2 separate regions of the Homo sapiens genome follow, and region 1 is linked to region 2. A link is an interaction called in ENCODE POLR2A ChIA-PET data of the cell type or tissue named here. Cell type or tissue: B cell. All regions are shown on one strand. Each heading gives the region's core, and the rest is flanking DNA. Links, peaks and the distances in the headings are about the cores only. Region 1 holds the start of PRND (prion like protein doppel). Region 2 has its middle 12 kb from the start of RASSF2.

Region 1 (11,092 bases), core at 1,112-9,111, 110 kb after region 2:
CTTGTCGCTCTCCTCCATCCGTGCCCACATCCCCACTGTACTGGACCGCTTGCAGCTCCTTGAATGCAGCATAGTCTTGTTTTCTTTTTTGCAGTGATTCTACATCTTTCCCATCTTCTCCACCTGGATGCCTCCATCCATCCTTTCAGACTTCCCTTCTCTAGCAAACCTTTCTTGCTAATTCCCATGTCTAACACAACACTTCCCCATACTGCATGGCCATTATCCTTTCTGCATCAGACTGTGAGCACCTTGAAGGCAGTGGCAGTGACTCATTCATTGTGGCATCTGCAGATTCCAGTGGACTGCCAGGCATGCAATAGAAAATCAAAAAAGATTTACTGCTAAATAATCCTCAACTCCAGTGGCAGCTCCATGTGCCATTTCTCTTCCGCTCTGGCCTCGGCTCTTCCTGTGCCTACCTGGGGCTTGGCTTTCACCTAGGTGTCTGCATGGAAGGGAGAGCGACCTGGAGGACCATCGCCAATCCATCAATAGCCTCCCGGTTGAGATGACTTCAGCTCTGATTTGGAAGAGCTATGATATTGTTTATAGGAGTGAATTAATATGTGTAAAGGTTACAAAGTAAACAGTTAAATTAAATTAATTGTGCTGGAGCAGGTCAAACAGGCTTCTGAGAGATGAACATACACATCTCTATTAACTCCACATTCAGTGAGTGTGGGTAACTTGAAATTGGCTGGGTCACCATTTACATCATAGAAATTGGCAAATAGTACAAATTAGGGCTCCCTCACCCCTACTCGGGCATAGAGCTGGTACACTAGCACACCTCTGGTTATACATGCATGCGTGTGCCACCAGAACAAAACACCTAACAGCAGGCACGTTGCCTCTGTTGCCCACCATTACAGCTCCCGCACGGAGCAGACAGACTCATGGCAGGAATTGAATGCATGTTTGTCGAGTGGAAGCATGAACAAATCCACAAAATGCCCAAGATGAGGCAAAGAAGGACATTGGCTCAAATGTTAAACATAAGTTAGGAGCTGAGATAATGCCCAGAGGAAAAATGTTCTGTAATTCTAAGTAAAACCCATCTCTAAGGCAGGATGCTGCTTATGAGGGCTCCACAGACAGATGGGGGAGGCCTGGGTCCTGCCCTTGGAAAGAGTCTGACAGCTCGACTTCTGGAAACAGCCATCTGCACAGGTCAACATCTTCTTAGCTGACAGGGAGCAGATTTGCAGACCACATCACATTTGAAATTCCAGAAGAAACTTCTTGGAGTCTGCTCTTGTGCAAATGAGCCTAGAAAGCCCGTTAACTTTGGGTGGAGGCTTCCACTGTTTGGCTATCCCAAGTGGGCCCAAAGCTAAGGAAAACCCACCAGCCCTTTGCTTCCTGCTTCCTCTATTTGTTTGCCCCAGGAAATCAGAGGTGATGACATGATTTGGCTTGGGCACGACAGGAATAAACGATATTTAAGAGACGTCATAAGCGCCTCCATTTTGTTCTTGATTGCTAAGTAGCCCCGAACCAAAACAGCCAATTAAAAAAATTAGAATCTTAATTACAGATTTCGAAATTCCAGCACACCACAACCGACATGGCTTGCACCTAGCCGGGACCCTGCCTGCACCTTACCCTCTGCTTCGTTCTTGAAAATCCCTCTCCTTGGTGCTGAATGTTATTTTTTTGAGCATGGAGCCCCTGGTTGCAAAACACCCTTCCCTGCTGGATGCTGGTGTCACCTCTGATAAGCCTGTGCATGTAATTCTCCCTTGGACACGGGGTGTATGGAAGGTCTCCTCCCCGCAACCAGTACCTCCCCTCTCCCTCCCCACCACCCACCTCCCACCATCAAGGGAGGGCAGCTGTGTGAGTTCATGTGGCCTTGAACTGCCTGCTTCCAGCTTCCTCTAGTTCCTCTCTGGCCTTCTGCCAATTTCCTTCGACAGATTATAGCCAAACCTGTTGGAGTCAAAACAATTTGCATTGTTTAAGAAAGCAATGCTTTCTCACAAAAGGGTTTGCATTAAAACAAGATCTGGGAATCCCCAGGACGGATGGGAGGGCGGGAGGGGCGGATGGAGGGATGAAGTTCAGTTTAGGGTACAGGGCATCTTGGAGGAGGCAGTGACACTTGCTAGAAATGTAGAATCTGGGACTCAGCGGGGTGGCTCACGCCTGTGATCCCAGCCTTTGGGAGGCCGAGGCAGGCGGGTCACCTGAGGTCCGGAGTTCGAGACTAGGCTGACCAACATGGACAGACCCCTGTCTCTACTAAAAATACAAAATTAGCCTGGCGTGGTGGTGCATGCCTATAATCCCAGCTACTCAGGAGGCTGGGGCAGTAGAATCGCTTGAATCTGGGAGGCAGAGGTTGTGGTGAGCCGAGATGACACCATTGCACTCCAGCCTGGGCAACAAGACTGAAACTCTGACTCAAAAAAAAAAAAAAAGAAAAAAGAAAAGAAAAGGAACGTACAATCTGGTCCACCCCAAACCTGCTGAAGCAGAAGGTACATTTCACCAAGATTCCAGGGAATTTGTGTGCCCATTACAGTTCAGTCCAGGGAACAGGGATGACACTTGAGTATTGGAGGATGAGCTCTTTTGGGGGGTCAGCTTTGTGCTGACCAGGAAGATCCCTTTAGAAGGGGCATGGTCAGTGCATGGGGCTCATTTCAGTCTAAGGCCTCTCATCCAATGCCAGAGGAGCACATTCTCCACCCTCTGTTTGGGGTCTGGGGCTCACTGTGGGAGGGAGGCCTCGGGGCTTTAGTGCTCTGGGGGTGGAATCTCGGTCGCTTCCCCGTGCATGCTCCTGCTCCAAAGTGAGGCTCCCTAAAGCCACGGGCCCAGGGGAAGGCTCCCATTTGCCAAAGCTGAGTCTGTTTTTCCGGGGCAGTCTTTGGATGATCTGGAATGTGCTTTGAGATTTCTCAAAGTCATAGTATTTTAGTCTCATTTTGCAGGGAATATCTGAGTTATTCCCATTTTGTAGGGATGCATTCCCAGAGGCATGAGGGTTGGGCTCCTTTTTCTTCCACTGGGGAAGCTGGGTGCCCACTGAAATGGGGTCTTCTGCCAGCACTGAGGATAAGGGAAGAGGAAGCCCTCGCTCTTCTCTGACTCGTGGCCTCTGGGGAGACAGCAAACTCTTAGCCTCTGGCCTGAGCCAGGCTCACCAAGAAGTCTGTTCCTCAACAGAGTGGTGTCTGAGCCAGAAAAACTGAAACTGGTCATGATGCCATGTCTGTGTAAGTCTTGATCACTCGCCTGGCAGGTGTGGTCTGTGACAGTGCTGGTTACATGAAGGCACATGGGCCCTGCTGTCACATTTCAGTAGAGACTCTGGTAGACTCAGGATGTGTCATGCAGCAACACAGAGACAGCTTAGGGTGCACGTGTCCATCCATCTACAGCCATGACAAAAAAGTCTTGGGTGCAGGAAAAAGATGTGACCACACCATAGGTACGATGTAGGGCCTGGGGTCCTTGACCCAATCAGCCACCACCCCAATCCAGTCACTTGTTGTCAGAAAACTTGAGGTAGAGCGTGTGGGCGGCTCAAGACAAACTTAAGGTCACTGCCTGGGACACCCTATTAGGACCAGAGGGTGAAGTTTCTAGACATTGTCAGGCATATCCTAAGCAAGGTAGGGTGTGAGGGGCACCAGGGAAATGCTGGTTGTCTGCCAGAGCCTGGAGGGGAGGAACAGCATGGGCTACTTTAATAGTGTTCTCAATTCTCTGCTCCTTTTGAGCTTTTGGATCTAGAGGGTATTCTGGCTGGAATGCAAATACTTGCATGTGTAATTTTAGTAAAAGTCAGTAAAAAGGCCAGGGCATAACCTCACCTCAAGCCTTCCCAGTTGCTGGGGTGTGTGGAGCTGTGCAGACACACCACCCTCTGAGTTGGAAGCCTACACACTCACTGCCTGTTTTCCAGGCTTCTCATGCAGATGTTTTGGGCCAAGGACCAGGTTTAGAATGAGAATTGCTAACAGTTTTAGGAGGATTTTCAAATGGTCCTCATGGCCGAAAGTTTTAGAGAGCTTTAGGTGTGCCGTTTGCAAAAGAGAGAAGATGTGTAGGCAACATTTGTAGAAAAGGTGGCTTCTCATAGTTAAATGACAGAAACTCTTCCAAATTAATGCCGTAAACAGCTGGTGGGAATAGGATTTGCTCCAGCTATGTGCGAGCATAGCCCGGTCATGGCTGGTAAAATTTAAATTACACACAGGCTTTGTTCCAGAAATTTTGCACGTGTGAATCTATTCCACAGAAACAGAAGTACCAGACTGCAATGTAGTATGTACAAGGATGTTTATTGTTTGCAGTGGCAAAAAACTGGAAATAATCTGAAGGCCCATCAACAAGGCAATGATTCAATCAATCATGATACATCTGTATTAAGTGAGATTACGTAGCAATCCAAAAGAATGAGTCAGCTATCTAGATAGCTGTTGTTCCAAAGAGTTTCATGATGCAATGTTAAGTTAGGGAAGCCAAATTGCAGATGAATAAATATTTTACATACATAGTATTTTTAAAAGGCATAATCAAGTTAAAAAGCCCTCACTTGTGTATCTGAGCACAGTTAAGGTGGAGCCTACATCTCAGGCTGGAAGGAGGGGACAGGACGGGGGAAAATGGGTGGGGAGGAAAGAAAACAAAGAGTAGGCAGGGCGTGGTGGCTCACACCTGTAATCCCAGCACTTTGGGAGGCCGAGGCAGGTGGATCACCTGATGTCAGGAGTTCGAGACCAGCCTGGCCAACATGGCAAAACACTGTCTCTACTAAAAATACAAAAAAATTTGCAGGGCTTGGTGGTGGGCACCTGTAATCCCACCTACTTGGGAGGATGAGGCATGAGAATCGCTTAAGCCTGGAAGGTGGAGGTTGTAGTGAGCCAAGATCACGCCACTGCACTCCAGCCTGGGCAACAGAATGAGACTCTGCCTCAAAAAAAAAAGTATAGAAAAATGAGTAGAAAGCATTGAATTAAGTTAAGTAAAAATTTAGAATATAAAAGCTCACTTTTTTATTGCAAATATGAATGTTTACATACGCAAATGCTTAAGAACTAGGAAAGTGCAGGGGAAACAGCAAACACTGACTCAATCAGATGCTGGGATTGTTGTATTATTTTGGTCTGGAATATCTGTTGTAATTTTCATGTCACTTTTACAATAAACTTATATTTTAAAAAGTCAACACTTAGCAGGGGCTACGAAAGCAACGGTTGGCAAAATTATGCACACTGCAAAATGACGATATCCAGAATAATTCAGAAGCCCCTCCCAATGTCTCGCACATAGTAGGCACCCCATTGCCCCTTTGCTAAAGTGAAAAACTAAACTCAGCCTTTATTCCACCCCATGATTCATCAACTTGAGCAAGAATGTTCAGGCACACACGCGTTCGATTAAAAGCCCCATAAACAAATTTTGCATTTGAATCACCATATACACATTCACGTCATGCCCCACTGAAATCTGGTTGCCGGGACTATTAACAGAATGAGAAAAGGCAGCAATTACAGAAAATGAACGACATCATGGCCTAAGCGTTTTCACATCAGAAATGAAGTCATTTGGCTGACGTGGCTGCACGTGCTGTTGTAATTAAACTTAGGAGAGCGAGGAAGTGAAATGTCAGTGTCAGCCTCTGAGTACTTTCTCTTTCTTTCTCTCTTGCCATGGTTATTATTTTTTTAATTAGAAAGCAGGAAATAACCGTAGAGGATATGTTCTGTACTTTTTTCTTGCTCTCTGATCTAGAATTAACAGGACCGTGGAAGCAGAAGGCGAGTGTAGCTCTGGCAGTGACGTGAACCCCAGTCCTGGCTGCAGGGTGGACGTCTCCTCCATGTGCCCAGTGTAAGGCTGTTTCTTTGTGCTGCTCTGCCCCCAAGTCCTCCGCTCACTTTCAATGTTAAAACCTTCCAAATGTGTCCTTGAGAAGAACACTGATAGCTGAGGGGACTCAGCACAAGAGGTGCCCTCATCAGCACTCATGTTCTGCAATGCTTTGGATAAATTGTCTGATAAAATGCATGTTCCCCCCTTACAAACTCTCTTTAAAGGAGAAATGATAATATTCAGTGGCTGTTTTCTCCAAATATAGTTCAACAACTCCTGGGAGTCTCTGAGAGTGGCCTGGAGCGCCTGTAGGAGCCTCTTAGAGCATTCAATTCATTGTTTTAAATTTAAAACAGATCTTAAACATTACTCATATTGTGTTATATATATTTTTAGCTAATAAGGTGGTGTATCAACTCCTGCTTATGGCATGGATTGCATTCTTTATTGGGTCTCCCTAAAGACACAGCTTTATTTTTTAAAGCTTTTTGGTGAGTAATTGTATTTTTGTAGTGACAAGTGGTTTACAGAGATGATGGCCTTCATTAGGCTGTCTTGAAAGAAATGAGAGACTTTGCATAGAACACAGATGTAAAGGGATTATATTTAAAGATACTCATATGAGTGCACATAAAACATGCATGTAGGGTTAGGGGAACATTAGAAGCAAATATGCCACTAACATTTTGTTTTTCTTAAATACATGCAATGTTTCAGGGATGGGAACAGCAAGCACTTACCCTTCTTTTGAAAAAAAAAAAAAAAAAATTGAATCCCAGCACTATGGGAGGCCCAGGTGGGTGGATCACCTGAGGTCAGGAGTTCAAGACCAGCCTGGCCAACATGGTGAAACCCTGTCTCTACTAAAAATACAAAATTAGTCAGGCATGATGGCACACACCTGTAATCCCAGCTACTCGGAAGGCTGAGACAGGAAAAGTGCTTGAGCCTGGGAGGCAGAGGCTGCAGTGAGCCAAAATCATGCCGTTGCACTCCAGCCTGGGCAACAAGAGTAAAACTCCATCTAAAAAAAAAAAAAAAAGAGAAAGAAAATCTTCATGCCACAGGCACATCCTGCTGTATATGTGGTCTGCTCTGGGAATCAGCTTCCAATAACATTTCCTTACAGTATGATTTCTGGGCCTTTGTCTAGCTTTACTTGTATTTTAGTTTAATTCCTTTAATCTATTTTAGTTTAGTTAGAAGGATTAAAATAGCCTCCATGTACCAGTCAAAGTACACAGCCACCAGCTCAGGTGTTTTCATTTATTTCTAAACATGGAGCTTTCACAATTTCATTAGAGATACATGTTTGGATGTGGGTCCCTGTGAGACATAAAGTGATCACCAGACAGCTCTGGAATTGGACAGAGCAGAAAACCTGGGGTTAGACAAGCCAGGGTTGAATCCTGGCTCTGCCACTTTCTAGCTGGTGATGCTGGGTGCAGTACTTCAGCTCTCTGGGCCTCAGTTTCCTTATCTGTAAAACGGGAATACACCTACCTCTAAGAGTTGTTGGGAAGTACTGTGAAGCAGGTGGCGCAGTGCCTGATGTGTTCTTCTCATCAAGCATTTACTACTAATCTAGTGTGCCAGACGCTCTGCTAGGGGCTGAGAATGGAGTGACGGAGAAGCCACAGTCCCCCATCTATCAGAACGCAGGCACATACCAGGGCGCATACGTGAGAGCGGCATTTGCAGTGCGAGTGCATCGCCGCTCCTGGGCACCTTCAGAACACGCGTGGGTTTGGGGGAGAAGAGCTGGGTCACTTGCCAGGATTTGCTCGCTGCTGCACTCTGTACTGCCAGCCTCCTGGCAAGCTTATTTCACCGTGAGCCAGATCAAAGCCAGAAGGCAGAGGAGCACTGGCTGGTGCATGGTGACCCGAAGTCCTGCGCCCCTCTCCAACCAAAACTCGCAATGCTTGAGGGAGCAGAGCTCCTGGACCAGCCGCCAGAGCACCTGCTGGTGGAGCTTGTTGTCTGGCTTCTGGAACTCCCCCTGGTTCGCCGCCTGGGTGGCATTGATGCAGCCGGTGACAAATGCCTCCTTGGTCACATTAGCCTCAGAGCAGCCGTTGTAGTGGATGCCATCGGGGAACTGCCAGTAGTTGGCCTCGTAGTACCTGTTGCCCTCGGCTCCGAAGTCAATGTCGAGCTTGCGGCCTTGCTTGATGAAGGCTCCCGGGCGGTTCTCAGCCACCTGGGCCTCAGTGATCTGGGCAGTGCTGGGCAGGGCCTTCCGGTTCCACTTGATTCTGTGCTTGATGCCCCTCGTCTGGACCGCAGAGAGGTGGCTGAAGAGCAGCATGCAGACAGTGGCCAGCCACCACCAGCTCAGGTGCTTCCTCATCGCGTCAGAACCTGCCAGAGAAACGGCGGTGGGTCAGCTCCCCACCAGGCCTGCCTGGGCTCCCCTGCCCCCTCCCAAGTGCAGGAGATTTTAAGGAAGGAATCGCATCCTTGTGCTATTTATGTGGTCTCAAAAGCATAATTGTTTCCCCATGTTTGGGTTGTGCAGGGTTAACTCAAACACCGAGCTCCTTTGCTATTGCTAGGATTACATTCACTCAGGGCTCTGGTCCCGGTTTCCGAGACAGGTAAGAATGGCAAAGGGCAATTATAGTGGCTTTGAATACGCATGGGAAAATAAAGGAGTGGTGACTTAATACATGTAGGTTTTCTTTGATACTCCCAAGTCTTTCAAATCAAGAAATCCCTGGGAGGAAAATACAATAGAAGAGTTGGAATCAAATGCTGGTGGGCATGGACTATATGTGTGTGTGTGTGTGTGTGTGTATACACGTATATATATACACATATATATGTATATATACACGTATATACACACACATATATACATATATACACACATATATGTATATATACACACATATATATATACGTATATGTACAGACACACACACATACACACACACACACACACACACACACACACACACACATATTTTAGAGACAGGATCTCACTCTGTTGCCCAGGCTGGAGTGCAGTGGCATGATCATAGCTCATTGCAGCCCTGAACTCCTGGGCTCAAGCAATCCTCTTGCCTCAGCCTCCGGAGTAGCTGGGACTACAGGCACACACTACCACACCCAGCTAATTTTTAAATACATGTTGTAGAAACGGGGTCTCACTATGTTGCCCAGGCTCAAGTGATCCTCCCACCTCAGCCTCCCAAAGTGCTGAGATTACAGGCACGAGCCACTGTGCCGACTTTAGATTGTACTTTCAATCTCCCCTCTTTGTTCTTTATTGCTCTGAGCTGGCACTGTCTTGGGGGCATTCTGCCATCCATTCTGAGGAATTCACTGGCTGCTGATCCTAAAGGGCTTTGCAGTAATGAGAGAGAGAGGAGGAGGAAGGAAGGGAAAGATGGAAACGTAGCAAAGGGACCCCTGCCTCCCCTATGTCCAGGGGTCAAGTGTGCTCCAGGCATCCTTTCCAATCTCACCCCTGGGGGACAGTGTGACCATCTGCTTATCCTACTGGCTTTTTATTGCATACTTTCTTCATGCCTGCCACCGTGTTAAGCTCTTCTCTGACATTGCCTAACTTAATTCTCACATAGAGTAGGTACATTATTATCCCCATGTTATAAATGTTGTCCTGGGATTCAGAGAAGTTAAGTAATTTGCCCAAGGCTGCACAGCGGGGAGGTGGCAGACCTGCACTGGGCTCTGTCTAATGCTGCACTGCATGTGTCCACTAGCCATGCCCCACTGCCCATCTGGGTTTCAGGAGAAGACAGTGCTCACACACTGTGCTTTTCACTCACTGGGTATGATGCCCCCTGAGCTGGGCAAAGGGCAAAGGGCAGGGCCCTTGAGGAATTTCGGAGAAAACGAGATGAAAGGGAAGACAGGAGGGCCTGGGGGAACACCAGGAGGGTCCCGGGTCAAGGTGGCCCTGGGACATCCGAAGGGCTGCCACTGATGTCATGGAAAAGCCCCTCACCCCACACCTTAAGGTTGCCTGTCACATTCGGCTCCTGAATCTACAATAGCCATCAAGGAAATCCACTTCCCAAGGCCGACTGTCAGGGCATTCTAGCACCTGGGTCTTTGCCTGTGTGGATTAGGGAAATGGAAGGAGTTCCCATACCGGAGCTTGCCTAAGCTGTCTCCTAGGCAAAGACTTACTGTGAGGCCATGGGGCCCCAGAGCTGGAGGAGGCTGACAGGGAGCTTGTTTCGCCCCTCACACACCCTCCACCACCCTGCTGCAGCTTCCCTAAAAGTGGCTAATGTTCCTCTGATAAAATGTTCAACTCTGATGCCACATTGCTCCTTATATTAAAAAAAAAAGGCAAAACACAGCTGAAGTGATCTCTAGAAGCACATCCAGTCATCTCTAGAAGCCTGCAAAGAGGCCTCACTGACCTTTCCTTGCTTGTAGACATCGCCTCGTCTTTGTCCCAGGGTGGCTATGAGCATCTGGACCCCCTCACCCCACTCTCTCTGCCTCCTGAGCACAGTGAACTCAGACTGACTTTCTCCAAAGAGATCCAAGCATGAAGCAAATATTCATTAGTCTCCTAAATAGGGCCATACTCCACATCATTCCTTTTTTAAGGAGAAATCTTAAATAAGATTAATGGCATAATAGATCATTTCAGGTGAGTCAAATAAAAAAAATAAAAGCACAGCATTCTTGAGAAAGAGATTAGTTTTCATAGGCAGAAGCTTAAAGGCAAAACAAAATCCCAACCCACAAACCCTAAAGTAGCATTTTATTATAGCACCAACTTAGAGAAAGGCAAGCCCAGTGATGACTGGGTATCCTCGCAAGTCTACCCTGAACTTGGGACCCATCCCCAGGTGTGGGAGTAAAGAAATCATTGCATGATTTTCAATCTGGGATCGAGCCTTGATAAGAAACCAGCAGTCCTGACCACAGAAGTGGCCCCCCACGTACCTTGGCTCTCTCTGGAGTGTGCCTCTGGAGCCTCGAGCTGCACAGTCCCCCAGCACACCCTCTTGGCAGCCAGGTCCGCCCAGCTATATAGGAGCTGCCGGGGGAGGTGGCATTCCTGCAGGTCTCCAAATAAGGCAGCCCTTCCCTCCCCGGCAGACCAATCAGGGCTTCCTGGACCACTCCTTCATCCTGAGAAGGATGGACCTTCTCATCACACTTTACTAAGGAAACCACGTGAAAATCTTGATGAAGTTCAGCAAGGCTTCAGAGGTGCCTTTTAGAATTGGAATGAGATGTGTTAGAAGGAAAATGCTTTTCCCAT
Region 2 (11,092 bases), core at 1,244-9,243:
GGATAGTGATGACAATATTATGAATGTATTTCATACCACTGAACTATAAACTTAAAAATGGTTAAGATGGAAAAATTATGTGCATTTTATCACAGTTTTAAAGGTTAATGGGAAAAATTACTGACAGAAGACAAGAAGTTGATGAAACATGTGTGGCAAAATCTTTATGGCTGTTAAATCCGGCTGATGGCATATGGAGATCTATTATATGTTTTACTGTGTGTATGTAAATATTCATGATAAAACTAAATTTTTTAGTTCCAGAAATTTTTTTTTGGTGCTATTCTCAACTCTTTCTAGGAGCTCTTCTAATTTTTTGTTCATGCTGGGGTCTGGCAGCTGACTGAGCAAAGTCAAGGAAGCATAAAACAGCAGAGCAGGTGCAGGGAGCAACAAGCACTTCAGCCTTGTTGGTGCATACAATGTGAACAGAGAGAAGTAAGTAATGAAAATGGAGCCTCTAGCAAGGGCTGGCTAATGGGCTGCCCTGTAGGCCTCAGCAGATGATGTTCTCTCCCCGTTCTCTACACCCCTGGCCCACCTGCATTCCCCTGCAGCTGCAAAGGAGGACAGTTTCCAGCACACTGACAGCTTCCTGCTTCAAGCATCTGTACATCTTGCTTTTCCTCTGCTTAAGGTTTGGGTATCATGGGAGTTTCCTCAGCTGACAGCAGGTATATCCTGGAAGTGAGGGAGGCAGGATCTTAATCTTAACAATGCAAGGCGGGACTTAGTGGGAAAATGCCCCAGCCTTCTACCCTCCGATAGGATGATTCAGAGGAATGTTCCACACAGTATCGCAGAGGACCTACAGGATTGAGCTGCAGTTGCCTACAGGGGGAACCATGTGCACCCAAATTCTTGTCTCAAGGTGTGGTGATTTGAAAATATATTCACAAATTCTTTGACACTCCTCCCTTCAATAGATGGAGCTAATTTCCCTCCTCTTGAGTACGGGCAGATTTAGTGACTGCTTCTAAGGAATAGACTACAGTAGCTGTGATGTGTGTCTTCCAAGGCTAGGTCATAAAAGACTTTACAAATCTCCACCTTGTTCTTTTGAATCATGCCATGGATGCATGCAAGCATGCCTATCAAGGGACAGAACCAAGGCCCTCTGACAATATCCATCTGCCTGAGCCATCTTAGAAGTGGATTCACCAGCCCCAGTCAAGCCTTCAGATGATTGCAGCTCCAGCTGACATCCTGATAGCAACCCAGTGAGAGCCCCTGAGCCTGAACCACTCAGCTGAGCTGCTCCCAAATCCATAACCCACAATAACTGTAAGAAATAATGAGTGTTTGTTATTGTTTTAAGCTGCAAACTTTTGCAGTAATTTGTTCTGTAGCAATAGATAATACGCAGGGGCTGCTGTTGGGTGAAGCCACATTAAGACATCAGCCGTGATGAACCTTCAGGACGTAATCTTACAGATGGGGAAATTACAAAAGGTTTTAAAGGGAAGCTCCCACCCCAACTAGCAGACCCTACCTCGGGTCTTTTTTCTCTTCAGGCTGCCCACTCTCCCCATGGCCATGGTTCGTATTCTCATCTGAGGTAGCAGAAGCACAAATTGAATGTTTCAAAAATGAAACATTTGTTTTATGATTGCTCTTCTCTTGATGTTGAGAACTCATTAGAATTTTCCTTTGGTCTTCCCCAGCACAGGCATTTTGGTAGGGGGCTTCCAGTCCTACTCAGGATCTGTTTGGTACAGTTCCACTGCCACACCCCACCCACTAATTTCCTCCCTCACTCCAGGCTCACCAGCCCCATAGAGCATGGGGCCACAGTATGGTGCCTAGGGGTTGGGGGTGTTCCACGGCCCTGTCTGACTGTGCATTCAGATTCCTGTTCTCTATCCCCCTGGCCCACTTGCATTCCCCTGCAGCTGCAGAGAACAGTTTCCAACACTGACAGATTTTGGCCTCAAGTATCTGTACGTCTTGCTTTTCCTCTGCTTAAGGCTTGGGCATCATGGGAGTTTGCTCAACGGAAGGCAGGTGTACCCCAGAAGTGGGAGAGGCAGGAACACACACATCAGTAATTGTGTGGCTACTGATGTCCAAGTGGCCTTTTCTCTCACCTCAGGGCCACTTAGGCTGCCTCTCTCATCTGGGATAGCCAAAGAACCTGCATTCTTGAGTGGGGCACTTCCCCCAGAACTGAAGTCACATTCTACCCCCCTGTCAATCCCACCCTAGGGGAACAATCCACGTGCATCCCTGGAATGCTCTCTTAAGGTGCCTCTACATCAGGGCATCCCAGGGAGAACCCATGGCTCCCAGAAACTCTGGAAGTGATCACTATTTTCCCTCCTCCCAACACCTGTGGCTCTGGCCGCGTTGCAGGGTGGAGGGTTCCTTTTCGTGCTCTCTGTGTGATGGACAGGATGACCTCTTTCCCCACTGTGGGAGATGCTGGCAGTGTCCACCCACCTCCTGTCAGCACTTACCTGACTGAAGCTGCCCATGGGAACATTTTGAACAAACAGGAAGTGCCAGGGGATAATGCCCGCAGGGCAGCCCTCAACTCATGATTGAAGGGATCAGTGTCAGCTCTTTATTCCCTCAAGTGGGGTAGCAGAACCATGCTCTACACTTTCCCAGAGTTCCCGGTGGGACTGCGCCCTCCCAGTGTCCCACGATGGTAACCTGCTCCACACACCCCATGTGGGGGTCCTTCACTTCCCCACCGTGCACCTTCCAGCTCTGCAGCTTGCATTCGAGTCTATGTCTCAGTGTCTGCATTTGAAGGAACTATGACACACACAATTACCACTGAATTTCACAGATGTCTCCTTCTAAGAGTGGAGATAAGAAGAAGTTGCCCATCACTCTGAAGCTTCTAAAAATAATTTTCTCAAAACGAAATAGCAAAAACCCTCTCTCCACCCAAATGCAGATATCTCCTTTCAGCCTCTCTGATCCTGAGTGAGAATCGTCTTCTCACATGGCAGCATGATGCCCCTTGAACTTAATCACGTGGGGTCTGGTGTCTTCAGAGGTCCGTGGCAGGGTGTGGGGCTGGGGAAAGGAGGACAGATCTCCTGTGGTGTCACAAGTTATTGCCACAAGCAAATACTTCACAAAGCACTTGGTAGGCTTTGACAAGCCAATGACTATTCTAAACCTTTACCTGGACCTTGTTTCCAAGTTCCAGAACTTAGGACCCTCTACTCACCTGAAGCCACCACGGGATGCCTCTCAAACTGGAAACATTGCCGTCCCTCTCCACCAAAGATGCTTCTCCTCCAGCCCCATCAGCCTCTCTCAAAGCCTGGCTGTCAGAGTGATTCCTTCTTCTCTGTCATTTTCCATACTCAATCTATCACCACATGTTGTGGGTTTTTCTTGCAACCACCTCCTGAGTCTACCCTTGTCTCTCCACATCCACTGTTACCCCTGATAGTAGATCGCATCACTTTTCTCAGTTCTTCACTCACCCTGAGTCCATATCCTTTGCCATGTGCCTTTGCAGCCCCTCCCACTAAAGGTGGTATGTTCTTCCATATGCCTTGACCTTGGGCTTGGCCGTGTTGGCTGACTTCAGCCAATGAGCTGTCACAAAGACTTGAAATGTGCTTGTGTGGCAGGGCTTGCTGTCTTGCACTTCAGACATCATCAAGAGAACATGCTCTGGCTAGCCTCTGGGGCCTGGAGAATGACAGACATACAGGGCAGAGCTGCAGCAGGAAATAGAGCTATCCCACCTGCTCCCTACCAATTATCATTATTTTAAGGGGCTTGTTAGTTACACAGCAATACTGTGGCAATAGCTGACTGATCCACCCCTGTAGTCCAAATGACCACAGTTTCGTTTCTTAACTTCCATAGTAATCTCTTAACCAGTTTACATGTTTTAATTTTGCACCTTGCCACTCCATTGTATAAACGGCAGCCACTGTGATATTTTTATTGTAAATTTGATTGCATCTTTTCCTAGTTTAAAGGGTTTCAATGGCATCCCCTTGCAATTTTTTTAAGATCAAGCACTTCTAATGGTACAGCCATTAAAGGGTTTAAGTGTGTAGATCTCAAAAAGAAAAACAGAAGGCAAATGCACTTATCAAGTAAAGGGAAAAATGCAAAAAAAAAAAAAATTGGGAACAAAGAAATCCTATGCCATCACTCCTACAAATACAACTTCTCAAAACCACATTCAGAAACAATCCTAAGTTTATACAAGCGCGTTCGTAACACTAAACAAAACCAGAATTACAGAAAGCTCTCAATTTATTCTATACTCCATCTCTGTTTTGGACTCTGCAGTAGCTTGTACTGTGTCAACCAAGCTAAGCTGGAGTCATATCTCCCAGAATTCCCTCCCCTTTGTGTGTCCAGGTCAGGGCTGGCCACAGGAGTAACTTGTGCAAGATTTGGAAAGAGACAGACAGCAGCAGCAGCTGTTACATTTGGAAGATGGGTGCAGGCTCTAGATGCCACCACAGCTGCATCTGTCCCCATCCCCATGGCCTCATCTGCCTGAGGCCAGTCAGACCGACAGCTCCTGCTCCTCACATTGGACCTCCTACATTTGCAGCTCTGAGGGTTTTTTAAATTTTTAAATTTTTTGGATACAGGGACTCTATTGCCCAGGCTGGAGTGCAGTGGTACAATCATAGCTCACTGCAGCCTCGACCTCTTGGGCTCAAACAATCTTCTCACTTCTCAGCCTCCTGAGTAGCTGGGACTACACGCACACACCACCATGCCCGGCTAATTTTTGTATTTTTTTGTAGGGATTGGGTTTCTCCATGTTAACCAGGCTGGTCTTGAACATTTGGGCTCAAGCAGTCCTCCTGCCTCACTCTCCCAAAGTGCTGAGATTACAGGCGTCAGCCACCCGCACCCAGCCCACAGACGTCTTCTGTAGGTCACTCCAGATGTATGAAAGACAGACAGGTTCCAATTTGTCCTCATGGGTTTTGCTGTGGCTTCCTGGGTCTCCATTCATGTTTGCTTTTTCCCACTTCGTGTCAAGCTTTTCTTTGTAGCCTGCCCTGGCTGACCCAGGTTTACCACTACACACAAAGAACAGCCTTCCGTAGATTTTTTTCATCGTTTCCACTGTGACATCTTTCTGATCTTCCAGTGATCCTTACAGGTGTTACCTCACCAGCTTTTCCCACAAGGACATAAGGTCTAACTCCTATAATAAACCCATGATTCAAGGGCATCCTATTGCAATATGACTGAAACCCCCAGCTCCTCATCGTGGCCTGCAATACAAGGCATGACATGGCCTCTCCCATCTCATCTTATGCCCATCTCCTCCCTGCTTGCCTGGGTACGGTGTCATCATTCCTTCAGAACAAGAGCCAATTGACTGGATATCATAATTACATTCTCTGTTGAGTCACTTAGATGCTTCAAGTCTCTCCTCCCCACCATTCCTGATTGCCTGGGTCTGGGGAGGAAGAGGTTAAGGTTGTTGGAAGGCCTGGATAGCTTGGGCCTGTTCTCAATCAGAGCACAGCAGGAAGGCGTGGGGCTGCTTGCTGGGTCGGGGAAGTCTCCATAGCAAAGCGATTAGGTCAAGTGTGGGAGAGAACATGCTGAACGTTCATCTCTGTGCACGGAGGAGGGTGGGCTGGGCCAGGGGCAGGAAGGATGGGCGGTCAAAGTCTCAAAGTGGTAAAGCCCTGGGAGTTGGCTTTGCATCTGCAGAGATTTGGCCAGCTCTGGGCGGAGGGTCAGCGTCTCAGGCATCTCATGACAGGCTGGAATGGGTCAATGGACCAGTCTTGCTGGCTGTGCTGTCCAGCCCTCCCCTCCTTGGCTTCTTCCTGATATTTCTTGGCCCAGGAAGCATGTCTGTCCTCCAAGAAACTTCTCCCAGCTGGCTCCTCTCAGCTGGCTCTGCATCGCCGTGAGAGGTGGCGTTGGCTCCCCGTCTGGCCCTGTGGTTTGGACCAAGTACACACATAGGGGAAGGTGAGCTGTGTCCCTGAAACACGACAGGAATCAGGGAATTTGACTTGTCTTGAATATTGTTTCTTGGCTGCATAAGTGGAACATGAAACACCTCTCACCTCCCACCTTCTGTTCCACCCACGCTGGACCACACGCTGTTCTCTGGTCGAGCCAGGCTCCTCATGGCTTTGAACTTGCTGCTGCCTCTGCCTAGAATGTCCTTCCCCATCTCACCCTTAAGACCTGACCCAGATGTCACTCCTTTTATGAGGGAGTTCTCTTCTACACTGAGTCCTGTCTTCCTAGGGGCTTCTGTGTAGTGACTGTATTACATCCCTGGTCTCTACCTTTAACCTCCACACAGAGCACCTGAAACTTTTTAAAAAAATATAATTTAGGCAGGGCGCAGTGGCTCACACCTGTAATCCCAGCACTTTGGGAGGCCGAGGTGGGTGAATCACAAGGTCAGGAGATCGAGACCATCCTGGCCAACATGGTGAAACCCCGTCTCTACTAAAAATGCAAAAATTAGGCAGGCGTGGTGGCGGGCACCTGTAATCCCAGCTACTCGGGAGGCCAAGGCGGGAGAATAGCTTAAACCCAGGAGGCGGAGGTTGCAGTGAGCCGACATCGTGCCACTGCACTCCAGCCTGGGCAACAGAGTGAGACTCTGTCTCAACAAAAAAAAAAAAAAAAAAAAAAAAAAAAAAAAAAAATATATATATATATATATATATATATATATATGAAATTTAATCTCTACTTTGAACCTCCATTTGGCTGGCAGCAAAAATCATGCTGGTCAATTTCTGAGAAATGTGGTCATTTTAGGTTAAAATTTACTTACTTCTGAAATGTTCCTTTCTGCAGTCCCATTCCCACCTTCTCGCCAGGGTCTCATCTCTGTTTCGGTGGTGGTGGGCTGATGGAACATGGATGTCGTCATGGTTCTGGGCACAGCATCCTTCCTCCCTGGCTACTCCCAAGATGTTTGAGCTTCCATGTGGTCTCTGGCAAGACTCATGGGTCCCCTTGTTCCAACCATGAGATGCCCTCAGTTCCCCAGCTTTCTCCCATCTGACTTCCATGCCCTTCTCAGGGTTATGGGAAATGTTAGCTGCTCTCCTATAACATCCTACATCCCCTAGAAGCTCTCTGGGTCTACTTAGGTCCCTCTGCCACCAAAGATGCCTGGGCAGCCCTATGCCATGGGTACCATGTTACTCCAGATGACTGATGGGAAGTGGGGCAGGTCTCTACCTTCAGATCCCAAACTCGTATGAAATCTGACGGTCTTATTGTCCACTCCCATCCTTCTAGATATAACCCTAGAGAGAGGGCAGCATGCTGGATACTCTCAGGATCCATCCCCTCCAGTATCTAAATGACTTGCTTCCCCAGCTCACCTCTCCCTACCTGCCTTCCCCCGACCCTCTTCCCTGACCCTAGTATCTTTACTTTTTAACCGTTTTTTTCAAGCTGGGATCTCACTCTGTCACCCAGGCTGGAGTGCAGTGGTGCAATTCCAGCTTACTGAAGCCTCCACATTTCAGGCTCAAGTGAGCCTCCCACCTCAGCCTCCTGAGTAGCTGGGATGACAGGGGCAAGCCACCATGTTTGTCTAATTTTTTATTTTTTAATTTTTTGTAGAGATGGGGTCTCTCTATGTTGCCCAGGCTGATCTCAAAGTCCTGGCCTTAAGCAATCCTCTTGCCTTGGCTTAACTATTTTTTTTTGACTAGTTAATATATGCACATGGAACAAAAGGAAGTCAAATAGTACAAAAGAACACTCATATTTGTATATAATTTATTCAATCCTACATTTCTTCGGATATAATCAATTGACTCTTCACCAAGAGTAATGACAAAACCACTTTCTCCCAAATCCTCTCTCTTCTCTCCTCCATTCAATTTGGGCTGGTTATTGCTATTATTAGTTCTACTGCTTTACTGTTCCGTAGGGACACTGTGAGTGTTTGTATGAGAAAAATCGTCTTTGTCCAAGACAGTCAAGCATTTTACAGTTTGCTCATTATCTTTGGTCCCCACACACCAAATGACATCAACACTCTCAAGCTCCAAGACCACCAAAGAAGCAGATGCTACCTCTGGCCAACAGCCTCTCTCTAGAGGGTTCTTGTATAACTTCACACTTATTTGTATCCCTAATAGCTGGGCTACAGACTTTAAACGTATCTTTTCTTGGCCTTCAACTACAAAAAAATGAGAAAATCAAGATACTTAACGCATTCTTACCTTCATTGGGTTTTACAGTTTCTGCTTTATAATGGTTTATAGCATTTGTTTTGTTTCGCAACCATAATTCCAATAGTTGTTTTAATTGTAATCCCGAAACATAAATGTATTCAGTGCTCATTATTGGTGTTTTTGCTTCTGTTTCTCATTTGTTTACTAAACTTGGTCTTTCTGTATTTTCTTCAAGGTAGCTGAATTTTTGTAGTTTTGAAAATATATGCATGTTCTTTATTTGGACTACAGTTTGGGTTGATATGAAGTTCCTGAATCATGTTTTCTTTCTCTGAGGACACCATAGTAGCATATGTGGCACAAGATTGTTTCATTGTATTCTAGCTTTGAATCTTGCTGTGCTGATGTTTGTAGTCAATCTGATTTTTTTAGCTTTAAGTTCACGGGTAGATGTGTAGGTTTGTTATATGGGTAAATTGTGTGTCACAGGGGTTTGGTATACAGATTATTTCATTACCCAGATAATAAGCATTGTATCTGATAGGAAGTTTTTACGATCCTCACCTCCCTCCCACCCTCCACCCTCAGGTAGGCCCCAGTACTCAATGTTTAGCTCCCACTTAAGTGAGAACATGCAGTATATGATTTTCTGTTACTATGTTAGTTCACTTAGGATAATGGCCTACAGCTCCATCCATGTTGCTGCAAAGGACATGATCTTGTTCTTTTTTATGGCTGCATAGTATTCCATGGTGTACATGTCCATCACAGCATTATTTTCTAAAACTTCTACATTTTTTTTGTAGATTCAGGGTCTCACTGTGTTGCTCAGGCTGGTTTCGAACTCCTGGGCTCAAGTGATCCTCCAGTCTTGGCCTCCCAGAGTTCTGAGATTACAGGTGTGAGCTACCACACTTGGCCCTTGTAGGACTATTCACAATAGCAAAGACATGCTGTTATTTTTTAATGGATGATCTGATCTTTCTACTGAATAACCAGAAACTCTTTATCTTTGAAGCATGGCACTATTAATAGGATATGTTGGTATTGGTTAATCTGTTACTTTAGCAATTCATTTACTGAATGTTCATTGGGGGCATTATTTTAAGCACTGGGAACACAGCAATAAACAAAAAAGGACAAAAACCCCCATCCTCATATCTCAAGGAACATACATTTGGCTGTAAACATACATTGGGCATAGTTTAGAAAAAACTATATCCATTTTCCCAGAACATAGTATGGTCTTTCAATCTATAAATTCACATTTTCAGTTTAGGAAAGTTTTTTTTAGTGTATATATTTGAATGCCAATTATACATATGTTGACTTTCTTCTGCATTTGTTCTATATCTATTATTTCTTCTCGTCTTAAAATTCACTGTTATTCTCCATGTTACTGCATTCATTTTTCTGAAATGTACCTTCCAGGCTTCTAGCTGAATTTTCATAGCGTTTTGCTCCTCCATTCGGTCTTTTGTTTCTGTGATAGTTTTATTCTTCTCTTTCACTTCTTTTCCTGAGTCCTGGTAGCTTATATTTCTCTTCTTTCCCTTGTCTTGTAATTCTTTTCTGGTGCACTTGTAATTTCTCTTTTTTTTCTTTTCGTTGTCTTCTTTCTTTCTTTCTTTTGTGCTTGCTTGATTTTTTTTTTCTTTTTTTTTTTTTTTGGACAGGCTGTCACTCTGTTGCCCAGGCTGGAGTGCAGTGGCATCATCTGGCTCACTGCAGCCTTGACCACCTGGGCTCAAGTGATCCTCCCACCTCAGCCTCCCAAGTAGTACAGGCACGTGCCACCATGCCCAGATAATTTTTTAATTTTTTTTGCAGAGATGGGTTTTTGCCATGTTGCCCAGGCTGGTCTCAAACTTCTGGACTCAAATGATCTGCGTGCTTTGGCCTCCCAAGGTGCTGGGATGACAGGTGCGAGCCACTGCACCTGGCCTGTAACTTTTCTTGGAGTAATTGTTTATAGATAATTTTTTTTCATTAAGTTTCTGAATTCATGAGAAAATTCTTGGTCCCAATTATCATCTATCCAGGACAAAGTCTTCCTTAAATGTTAGCAAGAAGTCTCTTTCTGGCTCATTGGAAAGCTCTGAACAACAGAGTTGTGTGTGTGCATGTGTGTGTGCATGGTGGGTGTGGTGGTAGATTGGCCTTTCCTATGCCAAACACAGACTGTGTAGTTTCACCATGGTAATATATATATATATATACACACACACACACATATATATACATATATATACATATATATAATCAATATCTATAATTTTGAACGTGTATTCAATTTGTATTGATAGGGTAACATTTTTCCCACCAAGTAATTGGTATTTCCTTCCAAAAATGGAAGGGGAGCTTTGGTGGAATGTAACCCTGGGGTTAAAAAAACCGGAATGGATTCCTAGGAAAATTTTATGACATATCCCACGTAATCTGAAACATGGTTCAGTTACCAAATTGTTTATAAGCACTTTGTTTAGCAGGAAGGTGGCCAAGAGAGAGTTTAGCCTTGAGGCTGTCTATCAAATACTTTTTGTGAAAAGAGACAAAAGGTGGAAATGAGTAAGTTTAGGTTATGTACTTTAGGTCCTTTTCTTTTCTTTTCTTTTCTTTTTTTTCCTCTTACCAGCACCTGTTTGTGTTTTAACTGAGGAGGGAAAGCCTAGTAAGATAGGTCTCCTGTCTGGGGCCCAAGACATGTGGACATGAGCCTACTTAGATATCAGCTGAGCGAGAGCTTCAATCCACTCTCCCATCTGCAAGGATGGATCCAGACACTGTGTCATATAAATATTTTAAATGCTATGGAAATTGCTTAGTGGTGGATAAAATGAACTCTTTAATTAAGATAGTCCTGCCCCATGAAAGATAAACTTGTAGAGTTCAGTGACAAAATCTTTGTTACTCAAATTTCCCTAGGTCTCTCAAGTTTATGAGAACAAATGGAGTCACATTAACAG

What was found. Peaks named below come from ENCODE experiments on the same cell type or tissue, not always from the same donor. Only the 100,000 strongest peaks of a DNase experiment are listed, where the experiment ranks them.
Region 1: POLR2A ChIA-PET joins it to region 2 with 5 read pairs; 4 of 35 experiments call an interaction of 5 or more read pairs at or near these places.

What each region holds. Positions count from the first base shown.
Region 1 is chr20:4,721,648-4,732,739 of GRCh38, reverse strand. It overlaps PRND (prion like protein doppel), which reads right to left and starts at 10,831. Exons shown (of 2, transcript NM_012409.4): 1 at 10,771-10,831; 2 at 4,280-8,199. The coding sequence starts at 8,188. The coding sequence ends at 7,658. PRNT (prion locus lncRNA, testis expressed) reads left to right here. Exons shown (of 2, transcript NR_024269.1): 2 at 1-1,458. RefSeq lists enhancers at 3,124-3,233, 5,598-5,687. In B cell, for the core only: no CTCF peak of the experiment used is centred there; a DNase peak (open chromatin) is centred at 5,569; H3K4me3 peaks cover 1,134 bases; H3K27ac peaks cover 2,312 bases; H3K27me3 peaks cover 386 bases.
Region 2 is chr20:4,830,420-4,841,511 of GRCh38, reverse strand. No RefSeq gene overlaps it. Among named protein-coding and RNA genes, the nearest start is that of RASSF2, 12 kb to the right of the region's middle. RefSeq lists an enhancer at 5,212-5,711. In B cell, for the core only: no CTCF peak of the experiment used is centred there; no DNase peak of the experiment used is centred there.